3 separate regions of the Homo sapiens genome follow, and regions 1 and 2 are each linked to region 3. Evidence: read pairs that join two places in POLR2A ChIA-PET (ENCODE). Cell type or tissue: PC-3. All regions are shown on one strand. Links, peaks and the distances in the headings refer to the core of each region. The heading gives the core; the rest is flanking DNA. Region 1 overlaps ZNF557 (zinc finger protein 557). Region 2 overlaps RFX2 (regulatory factor X2). Region 3 overlaps INSR (insulin receptor).

The links. Peaks named below come from ENCODE experiments on the same cell type or tissue, not always from the same donor. Only the 100,000 strongest peaks of a DNase experiment are listed, where the experiment ranks them.
Region 1: POLR2A ChIA-PET joins it to region 3 with 5 read pairs; 5 of 35 experiments call an interaction of 5 or more read pairs at or near these places.
Region 2: POLR2A ChIA-PET joins it to region 3 with 8 read pairs; 1 of 35 experiments calls an interaction of 5 or more read pairs at or near these places.

What each region holds. Positions count from the first base shown.
Region 1 is chr19:7,074,952-7,084,978 of GRCh38, forward strand. It overlaps ZNF557 (zinc finger protein 557), which reads left to right. Exons shown (of 8, transcript NM_024341.3): 3 at 45-154; 4 at 704-792; 5 at 1,430-1,556; 6 at 6,409-6,504; 7 at 7,019-7,101; 8 at 7,927-10,027. The coding sequence starts at 124. The coding sequence ends at 8,793. Among named protein-coding and RNA genes, the nearest start is that of ZNF557, 10 kb to the left of the region's middle. RefSeq lists silencers at 3,173-3,373, 7,973-8,173, 8,133-8,333. In PC-3, for the core only: no CTCF peak of the experiment used is centred there; no DNase peak of the experiment used is centred there; H3K4me3 peaks cover 2,068 bases.
Region 2 is chr19:6,071,927-6,081,953 of GRCh38, forward strand. All of the region lies in intron 1 of RFX2 (regulatory factor X2), which reads right to left. RFX2-AS1 (RFX2 antisense RNA 1) reads left to right here. Exons shown (of 2, transcript NR_199041.1): 2 at 5,094-5,198. It also overlaps the pseudogene RPL32P37. Among named protein-coding and RNA genes, the nearest start is that of RFX2-AS1, 14 kb to the left of the region's middle. RefSeq lists enhancers at 2,441-3,234, 2,454-2,623. In PC-3, for the core only: no CTCF peak of the experiment used is centred there; a DNase peak (open chromatin) is centred at 4,935; H3K27ac peaks cover 909 bases.
Region 3 is chr19:7,130,899-7,140,925 of GRCh38, forward strand. INSR (insulin receptor) reads right to left here. Exons shown (of 22, transcript NM_000208.4): 14 at 1,260-1,419. Among named protein-coding and RNA genes, the nearest start is that of ZNF557, 66 kb to the left of the region's middle. In PC-3, for the core only: no CTCF peak of the experiment used is centred there; DNase peaks (open chromatin) are centred at 4,313 and 4,623; H3K4me3 peaks cover 1,015 bases; H3K27ac peaks cover 2,483 bases.

The DNA.
Region 1 (10,027 bases), core at 1,825-6,824, 56 kb before region 3:
TGGAGGGGGTGACCGAGGCAGAGTGTTCCCCCCATTTCTTCCAGGGTGCTGTCCTGAGAGCGCTGCGGGATAAAGGAGGAGCGTCCTGCTTCCCGGCTGCCCTGTTGCTGTCGGAGTCACAGGATGGCGGCTGTCGTCCTGCCCCCAACTGCCGGTGAGTCATGGGGTCCTGGCAGTTCTCAGAGTCCAGGCTTGAAAGGTCCTGACCCACAGCATGGGATGGGAGGGGGTTGGGCAGAGCAGGTGAGGCAGGAGTGGAGCCCCAGGGGCCCAGAGGTCCTCCGTGTCTGATCGGGCGGCTCTTGGGACTTGGGACTTAGGCATTTGGGTGTCTGTGGATGTCACCTGTGTGGTGAATGTGCTGGAGCTTTTGAATTCTCCCTTCAGTTCTTTCTGTGAACCTGATAAAAACACAGTGACGCCCTCGGAACTTCAGTTTCCTCATCTGTGAAGTGGGAATAATCCCTTCCCCAAGTGCAGTCAGACCTTAAGCCCTGTTTCCTGGCGTGGATGCGGCAGGGCCATGCTCTGGTTTCCTTGGATTGCTGTGGGTTGGTGTTTGCTTGGAGTAGAGGTGGATGCTTTGTGGGTGACTGTGTATGCATGGGGACCTGGTCGATCGCAGGCAGGTGGGGAAGCCTCCAGATGTGTGAGTGGACACAGGGCAGGTGTGGATTCCTGGTACTCATTTCTCCTCCTCCAGCTCTGTCTTCCCTGTTCCCAGCCTCTCAGCGAGAAGGACACACAGAGGGCGGAGAGCTGGTTAATGAGCTCCTGAAAAGCTGGCTAAAGGTGAGTCGGATGTTCCTTTTTCCAAATCATGATTCCTTCAGCCAGAAGGTTGGACTTGATGCCTTTCAGTGGCCTGGAGCCCCACGGCCAAACTTGTTCCTCAGGCATCCCAGGGTCTCTGAGTGAGGGCTGCCCAGAAAATGTCAGTGTGTGTCAACGTTTACTGCAGGTTCAGAGCTCCCTCCAGAGTCCCTGAGTACATCATGTGCTCCTGAGAGTTTTAAGGGAAAGCCAAGTAAAGACGTGATGATGTTCTAAACCCAAGCAATTAATAAAGGCCATACGGAAATCATTCATTCACTTACCAAGTATTTCTCTGATTTCTGCCATGTCACGGGCCCATGATCCCCTGGAGACTGAGGGAAATAAGATCATAGGAGCTCCCAGTTTGAGTGAGAAAAGACAGCTGCTCTGCGGTACTGTGCGCTGGACCTGGGAGTAGCCTAAGGAGACAAGCATTGAGGGCTGAGCTCAGAAGCCAGGGAGAAGAGCTCAGAACCTCAGGAGAGGAGCTCAGAATCCCCCCACATCTCGTGCTCAGGTTTCCCCAGCCCTGGCTCTGTTCTCCTGGCCCCTCTTCCTGTGCACATTGGTGGGGGTGGTCCTTGGCTAAGCCGTGATGTTTGCAATGCTTTAGGGCTTGGTGACCTTTGAGGATGTGGCCGTGGAGTTCACCCAGGAGGAGTGGGCATTGCTGGACCCTGCCCAAAGGACACTGTACAGGGACGTGATGCTGGAGAACTGCAGGAACCTGGCCTCACTGGGTAAGCCTAATGTCATTCCTGCATTTATTTAATGACTCAGGAAGTCAGTCTTTTTTTTCTTTTTTTAAATTGAGGTAACACAGGACACAAAAGTCACCATTTAAACTATTTTAAAGTGTCCAATTTGGTGGCTTTTCGTAGGTTCACAGTGTAGTACAGCCATCACCACTAATTCCAGAACATAGTTGTCACACCAAAAATAAGCCCCATAGTCATGAAATGGTCTCTCCCCAGTTCTCCCTCCTGAACATCTTGGCAGGCACTAATCTTTCCGTCTCTATAGATGTGTCTCTTCTTTTTGAGGGGGTTGTTTTTAGACAGTGTCTCCCTCCGTCACCCAGGCTATAGTGCAGTGGCGTGATCCTGAGTAGCTGGGACCACAGGTGCGGACCACCACGCCCAGCTAATTTGTTTATTTTTTGTAGAGACAGGGTCTTGCTATGTTGCCCTGGCTGGTCTCAAACTCTTGGGCTCAGGTGATCCTCCTGCCTTAGCTTCCCAAAGTGCTGGGATTACAGATGTGAGCTACCATTCCTGGCCCAATTCTTGACATTTTATATAAATGAAATCATACAAAATGTGGTCTTTTGTGTCTCACTTTTTGCTTAGCATAATGTTTTCTTTCTTTTTTTTTTTTTTTTTTTTTGAGATGGAGTTTCACTCTGTTACCCAGGCTGGAGTGCAGTGGTGTGATCTCAGCTTACTGCAGCCTCCACCTTCCAGGTTCAATCTGTTCTCCTGCCTCAGCCTCCTCAACAGCTGGGACTAAAGGCATGCGCCACCACACTCAGCAAATTTTTGTGTTTTTAATAGAGATGGGGTTTCACCATGTTGGCCAGGCTGGTCTTGAACTCCTGGCCTCAAGTGATCCACCCACCTCAGCCTCCCAAATTGCTGGGATTACAGGGATGAGCCACCACGCCTGGCCGATGTTTTCAAAGTACAGCTGTGTTGTAGCACATAGCAGAACTTCATTCTTTTTATGGTTGAATATTATTCCGTTATGTGTATATACCACTTTTTATATATCATTTCATCAGCTGATGGAAATTTAGCCTGTTCTCATCTTTTGGCTATTGTGGGTAGTGCTGCTATGATCATTCATATACAAGATTTTGCTTGAGCACCTGTTTTCTCTTGGGTATATACCTAGGAGTGGAACTTCTGTGTCCTGTGGTAATTCTGTGTTTAATGTGTTGAGGAATGTCCAAACTTTTCTACAACTGCTACACCATTTTACATTCCTACCAGCAGTGCATGAGACCAGCAACGTATTAGTTTCTCTGCATCCTTACCAACATTTGTCTCTTTTCCTTTTTTTAAAAAATTATGATAGCCATTCTTGTGGTTGTCTGTCTCATTGTGGTTTTTATTTCTATTCCCTAAAAAAAATGATGAGATTGGCCATCTTTTCTTGTGCTTGTTGGCCATTTATACATCTTTTTTGAAGAAATGTTCATTCAAGTGCTTTTTCCATTTGGGGGGCATTGTTTGCCTTTTCGTTATTGAGTTGTAAGAGTTCTTTATATGTTCTGCATCCTAGACCTTTATCAAATATATCATTTTCAAAGATTTCCTCCCATTCAGTGGATTGCCTTTTTACTATCTTGAATGATAGTTTTGCAGGAGATAGAATTCTTGGTTGATATTTTTCTTTCAGTACTTGGAGTATGTCATCATCCCACTGGCTTGCGGCCTCCATGGTTTCTGGTGACAAATCAGCTGTTAATCTTGTACATGATGACTTATTTCTCCCTTGCCATTTTTCAGGATAGTCTGTCTTTGGCTTTTGACAGTTTAATGTTAAGGTATCTCAGTATGAGTTTTTAAGTGTATCCTATTGGGAGATCCTTGAGCTGCTTTGATGTGTAGACTTGTAATTTTCATCAAATTTGGGAAAGTTTGGCCATTATTTTTACATATATTCCTTTTTTTTTTTTTTTCCCGGAGTCTCACTCTGTCGCCCAGGCTGGAGTGCACTGGCACGATCTCAGCTCACTGCAACCTCTGCCTCCTGGGTTCAAGCAATTCTCCCTGCCTCAGCCTCCTCAGTAGCTAGGATTACAAACGCGCACCACCACAGCTAGCTAATTTTTGTATTTTTAGTAGAGACAGGGTTTCACCATGTTGGCTAGGCTGGTCTCGAACTCCTGACCTCAGGTGATCCTCCCACCTCGGCTTCCCAAAGTGCTGTAATTAGAGCGTGACCCATTGCACCTTGCCAATTTTTCCATATATTCCTTCTGCTCCTTTCTCTGTCTCCTCTCCAGTAGCAACTCCCATTATGTGTATTCAGATGTTTGATGGTATCTTCTGGGTTTCTTAGGCTCTGTTCATTTTTTTCCCTTTATTTTTAATTTCTGCTCTACAGATCAGGCAATCTTAATTGACCTGTCATCAAGTTCACTAATTGTGTCTTCTGCCTGATCAAGTCTTCTGATGAACCCCTCTAGTACATTTTTCATTTCAGATAATATATATTTTTCAATTTTAAAATTCCTATTTGGCTCCTTTTTATAATTTCCATCTCTTTATGATTTTCTCTATTTGGTGAGAATTCATTCTCATGGTTTCCATTAGTTCTTTGTACACAGTTTCCATTAACTCCTTGAGCATATTTGAAATAGTTGATTTGAAGTCGTTGCCTAATAAATCCAATGACTAGGTTTCCTTATGGAAAATTTCTGTTCATTTCTTTTTTCCTATAATGCAGTTTCATTCATTTTTTGTTTCTTTTTTTTTTTTTTTTTTTGAGATGGAGTCTCACTCTGTCACCCAGGCTGGAGTGCAGTGGTGCAATCTTGGCTAACTGCAAGCTCTGCCTCCCAGGTTCACGCCATTCTCCTGCCTCAGCCTCCCGAGTAGCTGGGACTACAGGCGCCCACCACCACGCCTCGCTAATTTTTTATATATTTAGTAGAGACAGGGTTCACCGTGTTAGCCAGGATGATCTCGATCTCCTGACCTTGTGATCCGCCCACCTTGGCCTCCCAAAGTGCTGGGATTACAGCCATGAGCCACCGCGCCCGGCCCATTTTTTTGTTTCTTTACATGCCTCATAATTTATTTGCTGAAAACTACTTTCAGAATATTACAATATGGCAGTTCTTTAAATCTGATTTCCCCCCTCCCCAAGGTTTGTTGTAGTTGGTATTGTTTCTTTGTTTAGTGACATTTCTGAACTAATTTTGTAACGTCTGTATTGGTCATGTGTGGCCACTGAAGTCTCTGTTCTGTTAGCTTAGTGTTCAGCTTGGGATTAATTTGTCAGAGATTTTTTTAAATACCTGGAACCCAAAAGATGACCAGTCTTTGCCAATGGATCTGAATTACATGTTGGAGCATGCCTTCAAAACTCAGCTAAAGCATCTTACAACTCTGACTTAGCCTTCAGTTCCTTCTTATGCAGAGCCTGAAGGTCAGTCAAAGGTGAGGGCTTGGTGCCTTCTCAGATCTTCTCTGAGCATGTGTTCATCCCTGGGTATGAGCATGGCCTTCTAGAAATGTGTGGAGGCCGGGCGCAGTGGCTCATGCCTGTAATCCCAGCACTTTGGGAGGCTGAGGTGGGCGGATCACCTGAGGTCAGGAGTTGGAGACCAGCCTGGCCAAGATGGTGAAACCACATCTTTACTAAAAATACAAAAAAATCAGCCAGGCGTGGTGGCAAATGCTTGTAATCCCAGCTACTTGGGAGGCTGAGGCAGGAGAATTGCTTGAACCCAGGAGGTGGAGGTTGCAGTGAGCCGAGATCACACCACTGCACTCTAGCCTGGGCGACAGAGCAAGACTCCATCTTGTGGGGGAAAAGAAGGTGTGGAAAGATGCTCTACTCCTCAGAGCATCTTGTTCCCAACTTCTCCTCCCAGGTTTTTTGGTTAGTCTTTTGTTTGCTTCACAGTTTTCCCTTGCCCCATTGAGCAGTGGCTGATTTGCCTTTAGATGTGTTGGGACACACTTCCCTCTCCACCCTCCAGCTTCCATAGGTGTAGCCTCTTCAGACCTGGGAGAGTTTGGAGTTACACAAATAAAGGGAAGCCCTTTGATCCAGCCCATCAGGGAGCCAGCAGACAGGTCAGAAGAGAACAGCCACAGGTTTTTGAGAATAAGGTGCATTCTGTTCCCTTCAGCACTAGAAACACAGGTTGTTGTCCTCAAGGCAAAATGGGGAATAGAGTGTGCAGCTAGAGTCAGTTAAAATGTCACAAATCTCTCTTACCCAGATTCAGCTGTTTGTCTTGATTAGGCATTCTCCTGTGGCTGTAAACTTTTGATGACATTCAAGAGCTCCAATGAAGTTGATTCTGTGTTTGCCCATTTACATACTGTTTTTGTGAAGGGATGGAGTTGTGGAGTTCCCTACTCCACTACCTTCACTGACATTACTTCGTTTAAGTCCTTCATAAGCACCTCTGTTCCTAGGTCTGTGCTGGGATGTGGGAGTAGTGAAGAATGCAACAGACATGCCCCCCACCCTCATGGAGCTGTCTGTCTAATGCTATCTGTATGAAATGAAGATCTCCTTCTTTCCCTGACTATATATTCTCTGTAGTTAAATCTTTTGGGCTTTCAGATTCTGTATTTAAACCTGGACAGGGGCTCCTGGGACCAGTTATCCTGCAACCACCCTAGATATTGCTTGTGGGGTGTGTGTGTGTGTGTGTGTGTGTGTGTGTGTGTGTGTGTGTGTGTGTGTGAGTGTTTAAGACGGTTGCTATATTTATTCAATTTTGGCATAATTATTTCTCTGCTCCTGAAGTCACACCTCTTCACCTTCAGAACTGATTTCAGTTTCATGGGAGAGCTTGTCTGCTGCACAGTCCCCCTACATCATGTGTCTTTTCTCCATGTACAGGGAACCAAGTTGATAAACCTAGGCTGATCTCCCAGCTGGAGCAAGAAGATAAAGTGATGACAGAAGAGAGAGGAATTCTCTCAGGTACCTGTCCAGGTGAGCACCAGGTGGATATAAGTCCTTGTGAGGAACAGCTCTGGCCAGGGACTGAGAAGTTGGGAGTATTATAATACATTAGGAAATATCAGTCAGAGAACTGTGTAAATGCCCCTTTTCCCAAGAAGGCCAAGAACGTTTGGTCTGAGCCCCCTCATGTACCTTCATGACTTCCAACTTTCTGTCATCTCATACTTTACTTGGGCCTCAGGGGAGAAAAAAAGACATCTCTTTTTCTGAAATTTAAGTCTCCTATGAGCTCTTTGATCAGTTTCAGTCCACCTTGCCTTCCTGACAATTCCTTCATTCTGTCAACATCAATCTCAATCTTCCTAGAGTCTTTCTTAAACATTGCCTAAAATTTTCACACCCATATCTCTTTCACCGAATGCCTTCTCAAAAACCCTCACCTCTCAGATTCTGCCTTCACTCACGTATGCATTTTACTATTTCACCATCAACTTAAAATTTGCCTCTTTTCTATCAACTTAAATTTCTTTTTAACTTGTTTCAGATGTGGAGAATCCATTTAAAGCCAAAGGGTTAACTCCTAAGCTGCATGTTTTTCGAAAAGAACAATCTAGAAATATGAAAATGGTAAGACTAACATGGGTGATTCCTGGTTTTTTTCATGGTAGAATGCCCTACATGAGAAAAGCCACAAGGACTGGCCTTGTTGGCCAGGCACAGTGGCTCATGCCTTTAATCCCAGCACCTTGGGAAGCTGAGGCAGTTGGATCATGAGGTCAGGTCAGGAGTTGGAGACCAGCCTGGCCAATACGGTGAAACCCCATCTCTACTAAAAATACAAAAAAAACTTAGCTGGGTGTGGTGATGCGCACCTGTAATCCCAAATACTTGGGAAGCTGAAACAGAAGAATCACTTGAACCCTGGAGGTGGAGCTTGCAGTGAGCCGAGATTGTGCCACTGCACTCCAGCCTGGCGACAGAGCAAGACTCTGTCTCAAAAAAAAAAAAAAAAAAAGTGGCTTTATTAAATAGTTATTAAAGGAAAGTGTCATTTTTTTCAAAGATAAAGTAGTACCTCTGGAGAGATACTGTGAAATTATTTTGAATTTGGAGAAAAGCATTAGTTAGCCCCAAACTTGTTTTTCCTGAGAATTCCCACAAGTAAATATTTCCAGTAGTCTGAGTCAGATATTGGATATTTGAAAAAGAAATTAGCCTTAAATTTATCAAAAATACTCTGTGAATATGATAAAGATTTGTAGAAAGAATCCATCTTCTTTAAATGCTAAGAATTCAAACTGACAGAAGCCATGTACCAGCACTCATGATGGCAAAAACATTAATTCCAATACTATGATACACAACAGAATTCCTGGGAGAGGAAATTCCTCTGACAGCATTCAATGTTAAAAATATTATAAATGGTACTTATTGTCATCTCTTAATCAATAGGAGAGGAATCATCTTGGAGCAACACTCAACGAATGTAATCAGTGTTTTAAAGTCTTCAGCACAAAATCTTCCCTTACACGGCACAGGAAGATTCATACTGGAGAAAGACCCTATGGCTGCAGTGAATGTGGGAAATCCTACAGCAGTAGATCTTACCTTGCTGTTCATAAGAGAATCCACAATGGGGAGAAACCCTATGAATGCAATGACTGTGGGAAAACCTTCAGCAGCAGATCTTACCTTACTGTTCATAAGAGAATCCACAATGGGGAGAAACCCTACGAATGCAGTGACTGTGGGAAAACCTTCAGCAATTCCTCATACCTCAGACCGCACTTGAGAATTCACACTGGAGAAAAACCGTACAAATGTAACCAGTGTTTTCGTGAGTTCCGCACTCAGTCAATCTTCACAAGGCACAAGAGAGTTCATACGGGGGAGGGTCATTATGTATGTAATCAGTGTGGAAAGGCTTTCGGCACGAGGTCATCTCTTTCTTCGCACTATAGCATTCATACAGGGGAGTACCCTTACGAATGCCACGATTGTGGGAGAACCTTCAGGAGGAGGTCGAATCTGACACAGCACATAAGAACTCATACTGGAGAAAAACCCTACACATGTAATGAGTGTGGGAAATCCTTTACCAATAGCTTTTCTCTTACAATTCACAGGAGAATACATAATGGAGAGAAATCCTATGAGTGCAGTGATTGTGGAAAATCCTTTAATGTTCTCTCATCCGTTAAGAAACACATGAGAACTCACACTGGAAAAAAACCCTATGAATGTAATTATTGCGGGAAATCCTTCACAAGTAACTCCTACCTTTCTGTGCATACGAGAATGCATAATAGGCAAATGTGAATTCAATAACTGTGGGAAAAGCATTCATTGATCTTTCATGCCTCAGATAACATGAGCAAACTCTAACAAGATGTATGAATCACCTGCTACTGTGTAACAAATTACCCCCCAAAATTTTGTGGCTTCAAACAAAAACACTTGTTATCTCAAAATTTTTGTAGGTCAGGAATTCAGAAACAACATAGCTCTATAGTTCTTCAGGATATCTCAAGAGGTTACAGTCCAGATGTCAGCAGAACTGTAATCATCCAGAATTGTTACTGGTGAAGGGACCACTTCCAAATGGCTTACAAGCCCGACAAGTGCATGCTAGCTGTTTCCAAGGGAGCTGCGCTTCCAAATCACGTAGGCCTCTCAACAGGGCTGAGTTTCTTTATGGAAGCAACTTCTCCCCAAAGCCAGTGATCTAAAGGAGCCAACACAGAAAGCATAATGTCTTTTATGACCTAGCTTCAGTGAGATATGTTTTCATGTCCCTGTTACATTGGTCATACACACCAATCCTGATACAATGTGGAAGAACACCACAGGAGGTATGAACAGTAGACATTTGGAACCATCTGGAAAACTTGCCATGAAATCAGTGGAGGAAAGCCTTCAGCTGACCCTCATTTTTTTTTTTTTAAGACAATGTCTCACTCTGTCACCCAGTCTGGAGCGCAGTGGTGTGATCACAGCTCACTGCAGCCTCTACTTCCTGGGATCAAGTAATTCTCCTGCCCCAGCCTCCAATGTAGCTGGGACTACAGGTGCATGACACCATGTCTGGCTAATTTGTTTTTTTTTAAACTAGAGGGAGGGTTTTGCCATGTTGCCCAGACTAGTCTCAAACTCCTAGGTTCAAGCAGTCCTTTCATCTTGGCCTCCAGAAGTACTGGGATTACAGGCATGAACCACCATGCCCAGCCAACTTCTAAACTGATCAATATGGGAGTAGCATTCAATCACCCACAGGTTAACTCACTCTAGAGAGAAATCTTGTGAGTGTAATCTGTATGGTAAAACTTTGAGCTCAAACTTTCCCCCTACCAAAAAAAAAGTATCTACTGGGGAGCTGCCCAGGTAATGCAGTAGCTGTAGGAAAGCCTTCAGTGATGGCTTCAGGGAGTCACATGACAACTCACAATAAGGGGAAACCCTGTGTGTGGCATCAAAAATGGAAAACCAGGGGACACTCATTCCTTAAGTCACATTTCGGAGATCATACAACAGAGGAATATGTTGAGTATACACA
Region 2 (10,027 bases), core at 2,783-7,782, 1.1 Mb before region 3:
TTTTCTCAGGAAACATTTTCTCCCGGTGTGGGGTTGGGGATGACTTCAGACAGGGCCTGAAAGCAGCGAGCAACTCACGCTGTCCAGGAGGGGCGAGAACAAACCCTCAGCTTTGTCTGGTTCTGTTTTTGGTGTCTCCATTCCCAGCTCCGTATTAAGTCAGTTCCCAAATCCGAGCAAAAGATAATTTTGGATAAAAAAATGGAATGTTCTAACTCCGCCTGAGAGATGGAAAGAGAAACAGAGATGAGTCTGATGAAACAGAACTCAAATCACCCTCTTCCTGACCCACCGCTTCTCTTCTGATTCAACTGTAGATTTGGACAAATTGCCACCTTTCAGACCTTTCCATGTTCCAATATTCTTTCCATTTGTCCTGGCTTCCAGAAGCCTTGGCGGCCCAAGTATCCACCTGGGTGCTGGGTGACCCTGCCTGTTGCTGCTCTTGGAAAGCATGTTTCACTTCTGCATACATTTTAAAAGATAAATATTTGGGCCAGGAGCAGTGGCTCATGTCTGTAATCCCAGCGCTCTGAGAGGCTGAGGTGGGAGAATTGCCTGAGGCCAGGAGTTTGAGAACAGCCTGGGTAACAAAGCGAGACCTCGTCTCTAGAGAAAAAAAATTAAAAATTATTCGGGTAAGGTGGGTGTGCCTGCGGTCCCAGCTACTCAGGAGGCTGAGGCAGGAGGACTGCTTGAGGCCAGGAGGTGGAGGATGCAGTGAGCAATGATTATACCACTGCACTCCAGCCTGGGCGACAGAGAGAGATCCTGTCTCTCAAAAAAGAAACATGAAGTCTTCCTTCCAAGGACATAACAAAGAAAAAAGAGAAAAAAAAGGCCCCTCTCTCTTCAGTGCTGCCTACGGAGGTGGCAGCTGTCTCCTCCTCAGCATCATGGCCGCCCTCAGACCCCTCGTGAAGCCCAAGATCGTCAAAAAGAGAACCAAGGAGTTCATCTGGCACCAGTCAGACCAACATGTCAAAATTAAGTGTAACTGGAGGAAACCCAGAGGTATTGACAATAGGGTTTGCAGAAGGTTCAAGGACCAGATATTTTTTTTTCTTTTTTGAGACAGAGTCTCACTCTGTTGTGCAGGCTGCAGTGCAGTGGTGCGATCTCAGCTCACTGCAACCTCCGCCTTCCGGGTTGAAGCAATTCTCATGCCTCAGCCTCCAGAGTAGCTGGGATTACAGGCTCCCACCACCATGCCTGGCTAGTTTTTGTATTTTTATTAGAGACGGGGTTTCACCATGTTGGCCAGGCTGGTCTCAAACTCCTGACCTCAGGTGATCCACCCTCCTCAGCCTCCCAAAGTGCTGGGATTACAGACATGAGCCACCGCGCCTGCAAGGGCCAGATCTTGATGCCCAACACTGGTCATGGGAGCAACAAAAAACAAAGCACATGCTGCCCAGTGGCTTCCGGAAGTTCCTGGTCCCCAGCGTCAAGGAGCTGGAAGTGCTGATGTGCAACAAATCTCCCTGTGCTGAGATCGCTCACAGTGTTTCCTCCAAGAAACAAAACCATCGTGGAAAGGGCCGCCCAGCTGCCGTCAGAGTCACCAACCCCAATGCCAGGCTGCGCAGTGAAGAAAATGAGTAGACGGCTCATGTGCATGTTTTGTGTTTAAATAAAACCATAAAAACTGCAAAAAGATATATAAAAACAAAAAATAAATATTTGAAATATTTCCATCCAAATGGAATTTCAAAACAATTAAAGATGGAAAGAAGGAAGGCTGAATGGATGAAAGCCCTCTGAAGCTTACTGTAGAGTGGAACGATGAAGACACAGTTGCATTTCTGTGTAAGTCAAATTCTCTTTTTTACCGTGCAAATTTCATGGTTAAGATGAGGTTGAATGCGGACGGCTAATACCAGTAATTTGGGCTAAGCGCTCCTCTTCCGGGAGTCTGAGCCATCTGAATTGGCTGTTTACCCAGCTCATACTGATCAGGAAGTATCTGAGAGGGTGAATGCACCAATAAAAAGCCACCCAGACCCTCCTCTCCAGCAAGTGGAAAGTGTGTGTCTCGTCCTCACACAGGAATGACTGTAGAGGACCACAGGGCGACTTCTAGGCAGCCCCCAGACAGGCCGGCCCTGGGTAGCAGGAACTCGTTCTGCCCCAGCTGAGGTTCTGGGCCTCATCACTAATGACCCACAGCAGCCAAGGTCAGCCCTCGGGAAGATGGAAAATGAATGAAGGGCAGCTCTGCCCAAAGCGGCGGACCAGGTGGGCAAACAGAGAGCCGGGGTTTTGTAGCAGGGGTGGGGGTGCGGTACAGGAACAGATCTGGAGCTTGTGGCAGGAGTTCAGGTGGAACATCAGGCGGGGTACAGATGCCACAGTGTGGAGGAAGCTCCTCCTCTCATCCCAAGCTAGCCCCTTCCTAACCTCAAGTCAACGAGAAGAGAAGGTGGGCTAGAACCTTTCCACCTTCCTCTTAGCACCCGGCCTGTGCCGGTGCATCTCCTCACCCCACACAGTGCCCTGGGTACAGGGGCTGGGGCTTGAAGGGTGCCCATAACACACTCCCTCAGAGCCTGGACACTCAGCCATCGTTCATTCATTCAACAAACACAGTCTGAGCATCTGCCATGTGCCGGCTTCAAGTGCTGAGGACACAGCAGGGAATGAAACAGATTGAGTCCCTGACCATGTGGGGCTGACCCCTCAGGGAGAGACAGACGACACCATGGACACAGAACAGCAGGAGGTGACAAATGCTCTGAAGAAAAATACACTCAAATGCACAAGTGGAGTGCGGCATGGGCCAGGGGCAACAAGGTGACCTGGGGCAGTGACAGGACAGAGGCAGAGTGAGGTGAGGAAAGTGTCGCCGCTGAGAAGGCTCTGCCAGGGATGGTGCTCGGCAAGGCTGAGGCACACGGGACATGTGGGGTCACACGGGTCACGTGAGGAGGCCACCAGAGGGAGCTGGGGGAATGCTGGGGGTTGAATGTTGTGTCCCCTTAAATTCCTATGCTGAACTCCTCACCCCAAGGCAGTAGCTTTAGGAGGTGGGGCCTTTGGGAGGTGATTAGGTCATGAGGGTGGGATCATGCCCTCCCTTATGGAAGGGACCCCAGAGAGCTCTCTCTGGCTTCCCACCATGTGATGTGAGGACACAGCAAGAAGACAGCCATCTGCATCCCAGAGGGAAGCCCTCACCAGAACCTGACCCTGCTGGCACCCTCTTCTCAGACTTCCCACCTCCAGGGCTGAGAGATGTGTGTCTGTTGTTTACAGCCACCCAGTCTATGGCCTTTTGCTGAAACAGCCCAAACAGATTAAGACAGGAGGAGAAGGAGGAAGAGGAGAAAGAAGAGGAGGAGAAGGTGGAGGAGGAGGAGGAGGAGGAGGAGAAGATGGACTTAGAGACACAAGGAGGCCACAGTGGAGTGTTTGGCTTTCGCTCTGAGTGTGCTGGGAAGCTACTGGAAGGTTTAGGGCACAGGGACACAATCTGACAGATATTTTGGAAGTATCAACGGTCAATGGAAGCAAACGTCAGGGCTGGACAACCAGGTCAGAGGTGACAAAGACTTACGTGATAGCAGTGCTCTCATTTGGGAGACACCTGAAGACAGAGCCAGCCAGGTTTGCTGACGGGTTTGACATAAAGGGTGAAAGAAAGAGAGGAGTCGAGGCTGACTTAAGGCTTGGGGCTGGCCTGAGCACCTAGAGAATGGAGCTGCCCGGTGCTGAGCTGGGGAAGCCCGTGGTCTGGGGAGAGACAAGTGTGAGGTCGAATCAGGCACCCAGTTTTGGGTGACAGAAGCCTCAGATGCCCATCAGATGACACCCACATGCAGCTGCCACCTAGGCAGCTAGGTACACAAGTCCAGGATTCGGGGAGTGAGCCAGGCTGCAGACACTAGGACACTGGAGGTTCTAAGATGCATTTCAACTCTTGTACCTCGGTGAGATCACCAGGAAAGCAGGTGTAGATAAAGCAGAAAAGAGGTCCCTTCTCAAGTTCAAAGGTCATGAACAGTTGGAGGATCTGGCATAGGGGACAGAGGAGAGGAAGAAAGCAGAGGGAATATCGAGCTCTGAAATACACAGCGTCACCCCTTTACTTGGCTTTCGGAGCTTGGTGTTCACAAAAAATTAGAAACGAGGTTGGGGGCGGTGGCTCATGCCTGTAATCCCAGCACATTTTGGGAGGCCAAGGTGGGCAGATCACTTGAGGTCATGAGTTCGAGAGCAGCCTGGCCAACATGGCGAAACCCCATCTCTACTAAAAAATAATACAAAAATTAGCCATGCGTGGTGGTGCATGCCTGTAATCCCAGCTACTTGGGAGGCTGAGGCAGGAGAATCGCCTGAACCCGGGAGGCTGAGGTTGCAGTGAGCCGAGATGGTGCCACTGTACTCCAGCCTGGGTGACAGAGAGAGACTCTGTCTCAAAATAAATAAATACATAAATAAGAAACAAACGTTCATCAACTGGAATACCATTAACTACCTTACGGTGCATCCTAGCTCTAAAACAGGAGGCTAGGCGAGGGTGCCTGGGTCCGGTGCCTGGGTCCAGTTCCTGGGTCCTCCAGTTTCTAGCTGGGTGACCTCAGCCAGGGACTTAAATCTTTCTGCACTTCCATTTCTTTGTCCATAAACGGAGAAAATACTTCTATCTGTGTTGGGTGGTTGTGTTAAATGAGAGGAGTCCTACAAAGTGTGGAGTTTAATGGCCAGCCCAGCACACGGAAAATGCCCATAAATGTTCATTAGCGTCATCGTTGTAATTCACACCATTATAACGTAACCCACATAATTTACTGATTTTTTGCAGATTTAAATATCTGAAACTAAAAGCAGTTATGCTGTTTGCTATTTGTGATTTCAAAAACTCTTCGCTATTTGTGATGTTGCTAAGCCCTTTAGGGAGTGCCTCCTGCTATGAGCTATATTCATTCCAGGGCATATTTGTGGGGTTTGTCATTTTAACCAAGTACTTAATACTTGTTTCTCTCCCAGCATCTTGCCAAATGTGGCAGCTCTCCTTCTAGATGAACACTACTGCATTACTGTTATAGAAATGATATTTTAACATCAACTCCCTTTTCCCTTTTCTTCCCTAGAAATCCAGTCCTTCCATGAGACCTCGGTACACACAGAACTCCTCCTACCACGTGCAACCTTATTCTCGGCTGAGCAACTCATAAATCGCATAACAAAAACAGTGATTGATGCGGACTGTGTTTAGTGCCATCCTTGCCGGTGAGAGGGAGTGAGCCAGCAAGCTTCCTTAAATCTCTTTAGTTCTCCAAAAGGAGAGGCCATTTGCCTTCTCATCTATGCCGCAAGTTTCTGGGGCTTGCATCATTAACCTGGTGGCTTTGCCAATTCCTTCGCCAGTGCTGGGTCAAAGACAGGCAAGGGCACCAGGGTTAGCCATGAGTGTGTGCCAGGGGCTGAATGCAAAACCCGGGAGCACTGGTGGCTGGGGCAGGTGGGCTGGGCTCTGCCACTGCCTCCCCCAGCCCACCCAAGAGGGGCGTGTGCCTCTGCAGGAAATGGCCTCCAAGCATTTCTCAAGACTTACGAGATGTTCAAACCTACACAGTCAGAGACAAAGAGCTAGCTATAAGTGGGGTCTTTTTCCCCTCCTCAAAATTCATCCTGCAGAAGTAGACATGTGCTAAACAGTGCATGGCCACACAAATGCTTGGATACCAATGTTCACAGCAGCGTTGTCCTAATGGCCCCAAAGTAGCAACAGCCCAAATGTTTGTCAACTGATGGATGGATAAACGAAGGCGGCCGGGCGCGGTGGCTCACACCTGTAATCCCAGCACTTTGGGAGGCTGAGGCGGGTGGATCACCTGAGGTCAGGAGTTTGAGACCAGCCTGACCAACATGGAGAAACCCTGTCTCTATTAAAATACAAAATTAGCCGGGCGTGGTGGCACATGCCTGTAATCCCAGCTACTTGGGAGGCTGAGGCAGGAGAATCGCTTGAACCCGGGAGGCGGAGGTTGCAGTGAGCCAAGATCGCGCCATTGCACTCCAGCCTGGGCAACAAGAGCAAAATTCCATCTCAAAAAAAAAAAAAAAAAAAAGGAACGAGGCACTGGCACATGCTGTAAACGGATGGACAGTGGACCCTGAAAACATTATGTTACGTGGAAGAAGCCAGTCACAAAAGGCCACATAGTGTGTGATTCTGTTTATATGAAAGGTTCAAAACAGGCAAATCCACAGAGACAGAAAGTGGATTCACAGTTGCCCGGGGCTGGGAGGAGGAAGGGCAAGTGGCTGTTCATGGCAGGTTCAGGGTTTCTTCTTCTTTTCGGAGTGATGAAAATGTTCTGTGAAGATAGTATACTAAGACCCACTGAACCATACACTTCAAATGGGTGAGCTTTACGGTATGTAAAACAGATCTCAGCACAGCTGTAAAAAAAAAAAAAAAAAAGGTATATTGACGACCTGTCCCCAGTGGCATTAGTTTAAGTCATAAAAATTTAGAAACAAATGTTCATCAACAGGAAAATCATTAAGTACCTTATGGTGCATCCTAGCTCTAAAACTATGCTGCCATTAAAAAGAAGAGGTACCGTCTCCAAGAAAGAAAGCCAACATCTGCAGTGCCTGGCACACAGTAGGCTCTCAAATATTTGCAGAATAAATTTATGTTGAAAAAACCCCAGCTATACATACTATAAAATAGGTAAAGGGGCCTTAAAAAGATCTAGAAGGACACAAGTTATATGACTAACAGTGCTTACCTCATATGAGGTGGGATAGACAGAAAGACGAAAAGAGAAATTTTCATTTCTGAATCTCCTGCTGTAGATGGTGGTCCTTCCCAGGAGAATGTTACTTGTATTACTTGCATATCATTTTATTTTTTGAGATGGAATCTTGCTCTGTCTCCCAGGCTGGGGTGCAGTGCACAATCTCAGCTCACTGCAACCTCCACCTCCCGGGTTCAAACTATTCTAGTGCCTCAGCCTCCCAAGTAGCTGGGATTACAGGCACATGCCACCATGCCCAGCTAATTTTTGTATTTTTAGTAGAGACGGGGTTTCACCATGTTGGCCAGGCTGGTCTCGAACTCCTGACCTCAAGAGAGCCACCTGCCTCGGCCTCCCAAAGTGCTGGAATTATAGGCGTGAGCCACGGCGCCCGGCCATTACTTGCATATCATTTTAAAAGTTGTAATTCATTGGTAAACATTCTAAGACATGCAGGTTCCTGTAAATTACCAAACTGTAATCCTGTAAATTACCAAACAGAATGGCTGTTTGTGCAGGGAGTATCACTGCGATTTAGTGTACTTGGTCTAGAGTATGCTGTCGCTCTTACAACCAGAGGTTTTCATGTTAATTCAACATCCATCATGAAGAGAAAATATACCAGACAAACAAACTGTGGTAGGATCACACAAGGACTGTGCTCCAGCAATAAAAGGAACAAACGACTGACACACGCAATGACAGAATGAATCCCAGAGGCATTTATGCCAAGTGAATGTAGCCAGTCTCAAAAGCTGCACAATGTATGTTTCCATTTATACGACATTCTGGAAAAGGCAGAGCTATAGAAAGGGACAGCAGATGGTGGCCAGAGGCTAAGAATGGGGCCAGGGTCTGACTACAGAGAGAGGTTGGACTTGCTCTCCATCCTGTTTGAGATGGAGGTTATAAGAATCTGTGCAAGTGGGCTGGGTGTGGTGGCTCACGCCTGTAATCCTAGCACTTTGGAAGGCTGAGGTGGGTGGATCACGAGGTCAGGAGATCGAGACCATCCTGGCCAACATGGTGAAACTCCGTCTCTACTAAAAATACAAAAATTAGCTGGGCATGGTGGCTCGTGCCTGTAGTCCCAGCTACTTGGGAGGCCGATGCAGGAAAATCACTTGAACCAGGGAGCCGGAGGTTGCAGTGAGCTGAGATTGCACCATTGCACTCCAGCCTGGCAACAAAGCAAGACTCTGTCTCAAAAAAAAAAAAAAAAAAGTATGCAAGTGTGAAAAACCATAGAACAGCAAACCTAAAAAGGCAAACACGACTGTATGTAGATTTAAAATATAAATTAAAAAAAAAAAAAGAAAAACCAGGTGCATCTACTGAGTGCCCAGCCCCATTCTAGGCTCTGAGGATTCTGTTTTTTTAGGGATGGGTCTTGCTCTGTTGCCTAGGCTGGAGAGTGCAGTGGCAAGATCACAACTCACTGTAGCCTCTAACTCCAGGGCTAAAGCATTCCTCCTGCCTCAGCCTCCTGTGAGTAGCTGGGACCACAGGCACATGCCTGGTTAATGTGTGTGTGTGTGTGTGTGTGTGTGTGTGTGTGTGTATGTGAGAGAGAGACAGAGAGAGAGAGAGAGAGAAGGTGAGGTCTTGCTTTGTTGCCCAGGCTGGTTTCGAACTTTCAGCTTCAAGCAATCCTCCCACTTTGGCCTCCCAAAATGCTGGGATTAAAACGTGAGCCACGACACCCAGCCTGAGGATTCTAAGGTGAGCAGGTCAGATGAAAGTGCTGCTCTCAGGGTGCCAGTATCCTTGTCAGGCAAGAATACACAAGGTTCCAGATACACAAGGTTGTTCAGTAGAGATCCGGGCTGTGGTGCAAGGTGATTGCAGAGGGATAGAGCCAGGGGTGGTGGTGGAGAGGGCTCCCCTCTTGATAGCCAGTTATGGGTGGCACTAAGGATGGCACTGAGCTGGGACCTGACAGCTGCAAAGAAGGGGCCAACCTTGGGAGGATGTGGGAGAGAGCAGCCTGGGCAAGAGGAATAGCTGTGCAAAGGTCTTGCAGCAGCAGAGGCCCTGGACAAGGTCAGATGTCTGGAGTTTTAAAATTCCAATTGCTGTCGGGGCTCAGTGGCTTATGCTTGTAATCCCAGCATTTTGGGAGGCTGAGGTGGGTGGATCATGAAGTCAGGAGTTTGAGACCAGCCTGGCCAACCTGGTGAAACCCCATCTCTACTAAAAATACAAAAATTAGCTGGGTGTGGTGATGCACGCCTGTAGTCCCAGTTACTTGGGAGGCTGAGGCAGGAGAATCACTTGAACCTGGGAGGTGAAGGTTGCAGTGAGTCAAAATCATGCCATTGCATACCAGCCTGGGCAACAGAACAAGACTCCATCTCAAAAAAAAAAAAAAAAAAAATCCAATTGCTAAGGGAAGCCCCAGGAGGCTCAACCCACAGGCACAATATAATCTGACTTACATCTTTTAAAAGAGCACTCTTCTTAGATTATAGACAGAAAGAGTGAATGCAGGAAAACCAAGACAAAGACATTCACTACTTTAAAAAAGTTCATAATAAGTCTGCTTCCCGGCCGGGTATGGTGGCTCACCCCTGTAATCCTAGCACTTTGGGAGGCCAAGGTGAGAGGATTGATTGAGGCCAACCAGGCCGAAAAGGAAGACCCTGTCTCTATTTTAAACAAATAAAAAGAATAATTAATTATGCTTCTAAGACCTGTCTGTGGAACCGGGGAAGGAATCATATCATTTTATAAACAAACCAAGTAACACTAAGCCCATTGCATGAAGGATTAAATAATTAAGCATTTAGTTAACATGAAAGTAAATGATGGCTTCTATACATTTTTAATGCAGGTAATTATACTCTCAGTAAATCATCACAGCACACAAACATTAGCATGCTTATTAATTCAGTGTTAATTGCTATTGGCTTACATGTACCATTATCCAAAAATTAAATAATTTGAGTGTACACTCACTTTTTTAAACAGGTACATATAAAGGTAGATGGAGGGCTGGGCGCGGCGGCTCATGCCTGGAATGCCAGCACTTTCAGAGGTCGAGGAGGGTGGATCACCTGAGGTCGGGAGTTGAAGACCAGCCTGGTCAACATGGTGAAACACCGTCTCTACTAAAAATACAAAAATTGGCCGGGCGCGTTGGCTCACGCTTGTAATCCCAGCACTCTGGGAGGCCGAGGCGGGCAGATCATGAGGTCAGGAGATCAAGACCATCCTGGTTAACACAGTGAAACCCCATCTCTACTAAAAAATACAAAAAATTAGCTGGGTGTACT
Region 3 (10,027 bases), core at 1,714-6,713:
GACAGAGTCTCACTCTGTCACCCAGGCTGGAGTGCAGTGGCGTGATGTCGGCTCACTGCAACCTCCGCCTCCCGGGTTCAAGTGATTCTCCTGCCTCAGCCTCCTGAGTAGCTGGGACTGCGGGTGCACACCACTATGCCCAGCTAATTTTTGTATTTTTGGGTAGAGATGGGGTTTCACCATGTTGGTCAGGCTGGTCTCGAACTCCTGACCTCAAGTGATCCGCCCACCTCGGCCTCCCAAAGTGCTGGGATTACAGGTGTGAGCCACTGTGCCCGGCCAGGTATTTCTTTATTGCAGTGTAAGTACAGACTAACACAGGTGCCTACTTGAGAGTGGTGGGTGAGAAGAGGGAAAGGATCAAAAAACGACCTATCAGGTACTATGCTGATTACATGGGTGACAAAATTATCTGTACAGCAAACCCCCAACAACACCCAATTTACTTATTTTATTTTATTTTTTGAGACAGAGTCTCACTGTGTTGCCCAGGCTGGAGTGCAGTGGCACGATCTCGGTTCACTGCAAGCTCTGCTTCCCGGGTTCCTGAGGCTCCTGCCTCAGCCTCCTGAGTAGCTGGGACTACAGGCGCCCGCCACCATGCCTGGCTAATTTATTTTTGTATTTTTAGTAGAGATGGGGTTTCACCATGTTGGCCAGGATGGTCTCGATCTCCTGACCTTGTGATCTGCCCGCCTCGGCCTCCCAAAGTGCTGGGATTACAGGTGTGAGCCACCGTGCCCAGCCACAATTTACTTATATAATGAACTGCACAGGTACCTCTGAAACTTTTTTTTTTTTTTTTAAGTGCAGGATCAGGCCAGGCATGGTGGCTCATGCCTGTAATTCCAGCACTTTGGGAGGCCGAGGCGGGTGGATCACTTGAGGTCAGGAGTTTGAGACCAGCCTGGCCAACATGGTGAAATGCCATCTCTACTAAAAATACAAGAATTAGCCGGGCGTGGTGGTGGGCACCTGTAGTCCCAGCTACTGTGAGGCTGAGGTGGGAGAATCACTTGAACCCGGGAGGCGGAGGCTACAGTGAGCTGAGATTGTGCCAGTGCACTCCAAAGCAAGCCTCCATCTCAAAAAAAAAAAAAGTGCAGGATCAAAGAGGGCAAGCACCGCAGCAGCTGATAGGCCTGAGAGTCAAGGCCAGGGCCAGCACCTGCGGCCTCTCCAAGTCATCCCCTGCAATGTCCCACCATGCTCAGTGCTAAGCACAGCCCCAGTCAGCTGAGGCTGCCATGGAGACTTACAATAGTCTGTCACGTAGAAATAGGTGGGTTCCGTCCAAGAGCCGTTGCCCGCAAGGGAGGTGGCCCGGATTCGCACGCTGTAGTTCCCCGGTGACAGCCCACGCAGCCTGCAGCCCCGTTCCAGAGCGAAGTGCTTGCGGGAGACGCAGAGATGCAGCTCCTGGGAGGAAGAGAGGAGGAGAAGGAGGGTGGCTGAGCTTTGCACATCTGGGAGTGTCCACCCCTCGCAGGGAGCTCACAGCCAGGATCCTGCTCAGAAATGACGCCAAGGCAGCAAAGCACAGACTAAGACACATAAGCGACTTTGAGAATTGCAGAATTTTATAACCATAGTGCTATGGATAAAGATATATGCAGAGGTTATCATTATCGGTAAGAGCCAGACTTCCTAAGCCAGAAGCTGAGCATTAAACCCTGATGGTTTCTTTTCTTTTCCTTTTTTTTTTTTTTCCAGACGGAGTTTCACTCTTGTTGCCCAGGCTGGAGCGCAATGGCTTAATCTCGGCTCACTGCAACCTCTGCCTCCCGGGTTCAAGTGATTCTCCTGCCTCAGCCTCCCGAGTAGCTGGGATTACAGGCGCTCACCACCGCGCCTGCCTAATTTTGTATTTTCAGTAAAGACAGGGTTTTACCATGTTGGCCAGGCTGGTCTCAAACTCCTGACCTCAAGTGATCCGCCCACCTCGGCCTCCCAAAGTGCTGAGATTACAGGCGTGAGCCACAGCTCCCAGCCCTATTATCTATTTTCTATTAATATTAATTTCCATAATATTATCTTTCTAAAAATCATTTGTTTTATTTTTAATTGACAACAGTATTATAGGTCAGGCACAGTGGCTCGTGCCTGTAATCCCAGCCCTATGGGAGGCCGTGAAGGGAGGATTGCTGGAGCCCAGGAGTTAGAGACCAACCTGGGCAACATAGCCAGACCCCATTTCCACAGAAAATAGAACAATTAGCCGGGCACGATGGTTCGCACCTGTAGTCCCAGCTACTCAGGAGGCTAAGGCGGAAGAATCACTTGAGCCCAGGAGGTCAAGGGTGCAGTGAGCTATGAAGGCTCCACCGTACTCCAGCCTGGGTGACAGAGCTAGACCCTGTCTCTAAAATAAATAAACAAAAATAAAAATAATAGTTGTGTACACGTATGGGGTACAGTGTAAAGTTATGTTACAGTATAAATTGTGGAATGATTAAAACAAGCTAATTAAATCCTCATCACTTCATGTACTTATTTCTTTGTTGTGAGAACATTTAAAATCTATTCTTCTAGCCATTTTGCAATATGTGTTATTAGCTATAGTCACCATTCATCTACAGAGCAGTGGATTCCTAGAACGTATTCCTCCCATCTGAAACTTTGCACCCTTTGGTTCACGTCTCTCCTTGTTTTTCCTTTAATCATTTTAAAATGCAAAAGTGGGCAGGGCGTGGTGGCTCATGCCTGTAATCCCAATACTTTGGGAGGCCGAGGTGGGCGGATCACCTGAGGTCAGGAGTTCGAGACCAGCCTGGTCAAGATGGTGAAACCCCCACCTCTACCCAAAATACAAAAATTAGCTGGGCATGGCGGCACACGCCTGTAATCCCAGCTACTTGGAGGGTGAGACAGGAGAATTACTTGAACCCAGGAGGTGGAGGTTGCAGTGAGCCAAGATTGTGCCACTGCACTCCAGCCTGGGTGACAGAGCAAGACTCCATCTCAAAAATAAATACATAAATAAATAAAATGCAAAAGTGACTCCTAGCTCACAAATCATTAGAAATCAGGCAGCAGGCCACATTTAGCCTATGGGATATAGCTTACTGACTGACCCCTGGTTTAAGAGATTATATGGTTTGTCCGAGATCTCATAGCTGCAAAGTGGCAGGGCCAGCTCTTGAACTCAGAACTGTCTGGCTCTACAGCTACTTGGGAGGCTGAGGCAGGAGAATGGCGTGAACCCGGGAGGCGGAGCTTGTAGTGAGCCGAGATCGCGCCACTTAAGTCCAGCCTGGGTGACAGAGCAAGACTCCATCTCAAAAAAAATAAATAAATAAAAAGAAAGAAACTAAAAAAAGAGAACTGTCTGGCTCTAGAACTTCTCCTTAAGACCACTGCAGAATATTTTTGCCATGTATCCAGCAAAATTAGAAAAGAGTGGAAATGAAGGATCTGCAGGGCCTATGCCAGATTTCCTGCCTTTCCCTGCAACTCCCAGCCTCTGTCACATCAGAACCAAATGGATAAATGTGCTTAATGTCTAAGGACAAATAAAAAAGCTCTTTCTTTGCCACGGTGCTGCCTTTCGATTTTTTTTTTTTTAATCATTATAAAAACAGTTGAAGCCCGGGCACGGTGGCTCATGCCTGTAATTCCAGCACTTTCAGGGGCCAAGGCGGGCAGATCACGAGGTCAAGAGATTGAGACCATCCTTGCCAACATGGTGAAACCCCGTCTCCACTAAAAATACAAAAATTAGCCAGTTGTGGTGGTGTGCGCCTGTAATCCCAGCTACTCGAGAGGCTGAGGCAGGAGAATCACTTGAACCCGGGAGGCAGAGTTTGTAGTGAGTCGAGATCGTGACACTGCACTCCAGCCTGGGCAACAGAGCAAGACTGTCTCAAAAAGAAAAAGAAAATGTGGTATACTTTGCCTCAAAAATAAACACATAAAATAAAATAATAAATAAATAAATAAAACAGTTGGGATCCACCCAAATGGAGATTTGCAAAGTGGGAAACATACCCTGTGATAAGCACGTAACTAGAGATAATTCCAGAACTTATGAGAAGAGACAGGAGGCTCTTGGGAATAAGACCATGAAACCTGCAAGCATCGAGCCCAAAACTCTGAAAAGTTTTCGACACAGTTCCAAGCTAATAGTGCATGCAGAGAACCGGGCTGGAACATTTAGGAGGGGGGTGGAGAGTGGAGAAGAGAAAGAAATGTTAAAAAAAAAAAAAAAAAAAAAGCCAACAACCCCATGCTTATCGTGTGACAATAACAGCAAGAAAACAAATCAGTCTGGTGGCAGGGGTGGGGGCAGGGAACTCCAGTCCAAAGTTTCTTCCAAGTGGAATGAGTCACCGAGTAGAGAGGGACAAATAAGCAAATATAGAAACCCAAGGTAGCTGCTATCCAGGACAAAGGGGAAATGCATCTTCTTTTTTTTTTTTTTTTTTTTTTTTTTTGGAGACGGAGTTTCGCTCTTGTCACCCAGGCTGGAGTGCAGTGGCATGATCTTGGCTCACTGCGACCTCCGCCTCCCGAGTTCAAGCGATTCTCCTGCCTCAGCCTCCTGAGTAACTGGGATTATAGGCGTGTGCCACAAAGCGAGACTCCAGCCTGGGCAACAAAGCAAGACTCTGTTTGAAAAAAAAAAAAAAATTATCTGGGCATGGTGGCGGATGGCGGGCCTGGGTGACACACCATGACTCTGTCTCTGAAAAAAAAAATTTTTTTAACGGGAGATACTGAAAATGCAATTAAATAGCTAGAGGTGGCTTTGTTTATGAAACTAGCAAAAGAAAAAAAAAATACCTTCCACCAGCTGGGCACGGTGGTTCACGCCTATAATCCCAGCACTTTGGAAGGCCGAGGCGGGCAGATCACGAGGTCAGGAGTTTGAGACCAGCCTGACCAACATGGTGAAACCTCGTCTCTACTAAAAGACAAAAATTAGCCGGGCGAGGTCGTGGGTTCCTGTAGTCCCAGATACTCAAGAGGCTGAGGGAGGAGAATCACTTGAACCCAGGAAGCGGAGGTTGCAGTGAGCCAAGATCGTACCAATGCACCGTAGCCTGGGCTACAGAGATAGACTCCATCTCAAAAAAAAAAAAGAAAGAATGAAAGAAATGCCAAACTCTTTCCTAAAGCAGCTGTGCCATTTTATGTTCCCACCAGCAATGTATGAGGGTTCCGATTTCTCCTCATCCTCACCGACACTTGTTATTGTCCGTCTGTTTGTTTTTTGCCACGCTCGTGGGCATGAAGTGGTATTGCATCGTGGTCTTGATTTGCATTTTTGTCATGGCTAATTTGGGGCTGAGTTTTGTGTTTTGCCCTGGTACCAGGCTGGGGTTGAGAGTGGGAGGTGAGAGCCACTCAAGGGTGAGGAGCAGATTCCAGAGGAAGTTCGGGGCATTGTTGACAGCAAGAATACAGATTCTGCAGAGTGAACAATGCCCGTTTCCACTGCAGACCCTCCTTGATTTTTTTTCTGCTTCTGTGTCCAACTTGTCCCCATTTGCCCAGAACTTTCTGAGTGTGGACATTGAAAATCTCACATCCCAGGGAGCCCTCAGTCCTGGCTAAACCTAGACAACTGGTCACCCTGTTGGCACTGGATTTAACTCGAATCCTAACTTCTCCTAGCTTCTTCCCATGCCTTTGACTGGCCCGTGTCTCCTGTTCCTGGGACCCAAGGGTCACTATTAGGAATTCCCATCACGAATCCCCAACAGCCTCTGCCCCACACAGCACAACCCCAATCCCACCCAGACCAACTGTGTTCACCCTAGAGAGAAGCAGAGATGGGGGAGAAAATGAAAGGAGAATGTGAGGTTACAGTCACCTTCTTAAGAACCTTTTCATAGACACATTTCTGTTATTGCCAACAATGTCCTTAATTACCTAGCATTGCTTTGATCAAGAAAAAAAGTGATGTAAAACTTTATTTATTTATTTACATATATATATATATATATATTGAGATGGTGTCTCACTCTGTCACCCAGGCTGGAGTGCAGTGGTGTGATCTCGGAATCACTGCAACCTCTGCCTCCCGGGTTCAAGTGATTCTCTTGTCTTAGCCTCCCGAGTAGTTGGGATTACAGGCGTGCACCACCACGCCCGGCTAATTTTTGTATTTTTAGTAGATACGAAGTTTCACCATGCTGGCCAGGCTGGTCTTGAACCCTGACCTCAGGTGATCCACCCACCATGGCCTCTGAAGGTACTAGGATTACAGGCGTGAGCCACTGCTCCTGGCCTAAAACTTTATTTTTATGTGCACAATTTATACTGTTGGAGTGTAATTTTACTCCATTTACAAAATTCTCTCTAGCATGTGGTGGGAGTGAATATTATGGTATGTAAGTTACAGCTCAATAAAGCTGTTTCTAAATTAAAAAAAAAAAAAAAATCCCTCATGCCCAAGCCAATCAGCATACAGCATTCCTCTGGTCACATGATTGGGCACTGGATGTCACATGACCTCAGTCTAGCTGGGAATGCTGGGATGCACTCTGTCTTCCTCTGGGTTTGGCACTGCAAAGAAATGAGGTTTGGAACCACTACAACCACCGGTGGACAACCAGGGGCTACTGGGCTCACTGCCAGGAGCCGTTAAGATGCAACTGACCCAGGCTAGGCATGGTGGCTCACGCCTGTAATCCCAGCACTTTGGGATGCCAAGGTGGGTGGATTACCTGAGGTTAAGAGCTCGAGACCAGCCAGGCCAACATGGTGAAACCTCGTCTCCATTAAAAATACAAATATTAGCTGGGTGTGGTCGTGGGTGCCTGTAATCCCAGCTACTCAGGAGGCTGAGGCAGGAGAATCGCTTAAACAGGGAGGCAGAGGTTGCAGTGAGCTGAGACTGCACCACTGCACTCCAGCCCGGATGACAGGATGACAGAGTGAGTGAGACTCCATCTCAAAAAAAAAAAAAAAAAAAAAAAAAAGATGCAACCGACCCAAAGGAATCCTGGATCCAGCCATGTGAGAAGCTCTTCAGTTGTTCAACTCTGGGAGCTAAGAAGCTTTTCCTCTATCATAAGCTAGTCTGGATACAGGGGGATTCCTTTTTCTTCTTTTTTCTTTTTCTTTTTTTTTTTTTTTGAGATGGAGTCTCACTCTGTCGCCCAGGCTGGAGTGCAGTGGCGTGATCTCGGCTCACTGCAAGCTCCACCTCCTGGGTTCACGCCATTCTCCTGCCTCAGCCTCCCAAGTAGTTGGGACTACAGGCGCCCGCCACCATGCCCGGCTAATTTTTTTGTATTTTTAGTAGAGACGGGGTTTCACCGTGTTAGCCAGGATGGTCTCGATCTCCTGACCTCATGATCCACCCGCCTCAGCCTCCCAAAGTGCTGGGATTACAGGCGTGAGCCACTGCACCCAGCAGATACAGGGGGATTCTTAACTGCTGGGGGATAACAACACAAACGAACTAAACTCCAGAGCATGTAATTTTAACTTCTACATTACACTGAACAAAGGTCATCCCAAACATTTTATCTTATTTTTTTGGAGACAGAGTCTTCTTGCTCTGTCACCCAGTCTGCAGTGTAGTGAGTGAGTCACAGCCCACTATAACCTGGAGCTCCTGAGCTCAAGCAATTCTCTCCTCAGCCTCCCAAGTAGATGGGACTACAGGCATAGACCACCACACCTAGCTAATTTTGAAATTTTTTTTTTGCAGAGATGGGGTCTGGCTGTGTTGCCCAGGCTCAAACTCCTGGCCTCAAGCAATCCTCCCACCTCAGCTTCCTGAGTCACTGGAATTACAGGCATGAGCCACCATGCTTGGCCCCCAAACATCATTTTCAATGGCTCTTCATCCACCAATTCTATGGATGCACCGTCTTCCATGTGTCCATTCTCCAATGGATGGACATCTTAGTGGTTTGCATATTTTGCTACTGATGAAAATCTTATGCATAGAGCTTTGTTCCCTGCCCCAAATTTGAATTATTTCCTTAGGACCTACAGGATTAATACATATAGGATAATATATTAATAAACTTTGCAATTATGGCCCCCAGGGAATCATGACTTTCTGTGTCTATGAGACTCTGGAAGCCTCAGTATCCAGCTCACTGAGATACTCAGAGGATGTATTGTACTTCCTCATTCTGGGCTTAGCCATGGGCTCACTTTGCCAAAGGGACACTAGCAAATGTGATGCAAACAGAGTCCTAAGAAGTGTTTGTATATGGGGCATGTCCTTCCTTGCCTGGGCTAGCTCACTGGGCAGTGAGAGAACACATGAGGACAAAGCTCCAAGTGCCCCCAGCTGAGGCCCCAGCCATGTGAATGAGGCCATCCAGCCCCAGCCAAACTGGCCCAGGACAAAGGAATCACCCAGTGAACCTGCAGAATTGAGAGAAAGAATAAATGTCCTTTGTTTTAAACCAGTACCTTTGGGGGCAGTTTGTTACGCAGCAAGAACTGACTGAAACAATAACTAAAGCTGTCAATCCAAAAAGCTAAAATGGTTTCCAGATAAAATTAGTATTACCTAACATGGTAAAAACCAGAGGCAATCCAAATCCCCAAAAATAAATGATACCCCAATCATGAGATTAAATTCTATCTAGCAACTACAAATCATAATTCCAAAGGCTATTGTGGACAGAGACATCAAAAGGCAGAGGAAAGTAACTCATGAATATGGATTAGAGGCATATGCACGTTTCTGCCAATTAAAAACTAGCTGAGCTCTGTATGATAAGGAATTTTATTTTAAAAATGAATATTAAAAAAGGCAAATCAAGCCATTCATTTAGCAATTTTATTTTAAAAATGAATGTTAAAAAAGGCAAATCAAGCCATTCATTTAGCAAACAGGGCCCCAAAATAGGCCCAGAATGACAAGTTCAGTAAGGACACTTTCTATTTTTGAAAGTTTACTTTTTCTGTGAAGCTGTGAAGGGCCACATATAGTCTCTGTTGCGTATTCTTTTTTTTTTTTTTTTTTTTGAGACAGAGTCTTGTTCTGTCGCCCAGGCTGGAGTGCAGTGGCACGATCTTGGCTCACTGCAACCTTTGCGTCCCGGGTTCAAGCAATTCTCCCTGCTTCAGCATCCCGAGGAGCAGCTGGGATTATAGGCGCCCACCATTACGTCCAGCTAATTTCTGTATTTTTAGCAGAGACGGAGTTTCGCCATGTTGGCCAGGCTGGTCTTGAACTCCTGACCTCAACCCTGTTGCACATTCTTTACAATGCTCTGCAAGCCAGATTTGGCCCACAAGCCACAATAATTTAGAATTAGATCTCAATTGTAAATTATTGTCAAAGCCAAAATCTTTGGTTGCCAAGAGTAGATGTGGTCCCAGGAGGGGTAGAGGGAGGTCCACCTGGTTATAGGAGGACTCCCTCTCAAAGTTCCAGGAAATCAGACATTTTGCTGTAATCTCTGTTAGTTGTTGGCAAACTCTGGCCCACCAACTAAACCTGGTCCACCACGTGTTTTTGTAAATAAAGTTTTATTGGTACACAACCACATCCATTCATTTACATATCACCCATGGCAGCTTTCTCAGTAGAATGGTGGAATTGAGTAGTTGTAACAGAAATCATCTGGCCACGGAGTCAAACATGTTTACTATCCAGACCTTTATGGTAAAAAAAATTTGGCAGTTTCTGGATTGAAATATCAGTCATGCATTTGGATCATGATTCTATTCTTCCAGGTTTTGTGCAGCAACTTAAACTCTGGAAGCCTCAGTACCCAGCTCACTGGGATAATGTGAGGACGTATTGTACTTCCTCAGTCCCAAGAGGTATATTATTTTTGCATTTTGGCATTTCTGAAATTGGAATGCATCTTACAAGCAATGCATTTTACAAACACTTAACAGTACTCAGGATCTATATTCTACGAAAAAAATAAAATTAGAATTAACGGCCCTTTTTTTTTTTTTGCCTAGCTGTCCATAAAAATAATGGGGCCTCTCAAAATTTCCTAGAGGTAATAAAATGTGATCAATGAGATACTCTGTGTAACGTGCTGAATGTGTTTGGGACATACAGTGAGCCCTGGGAAGAGCTTAGCAACTGTTT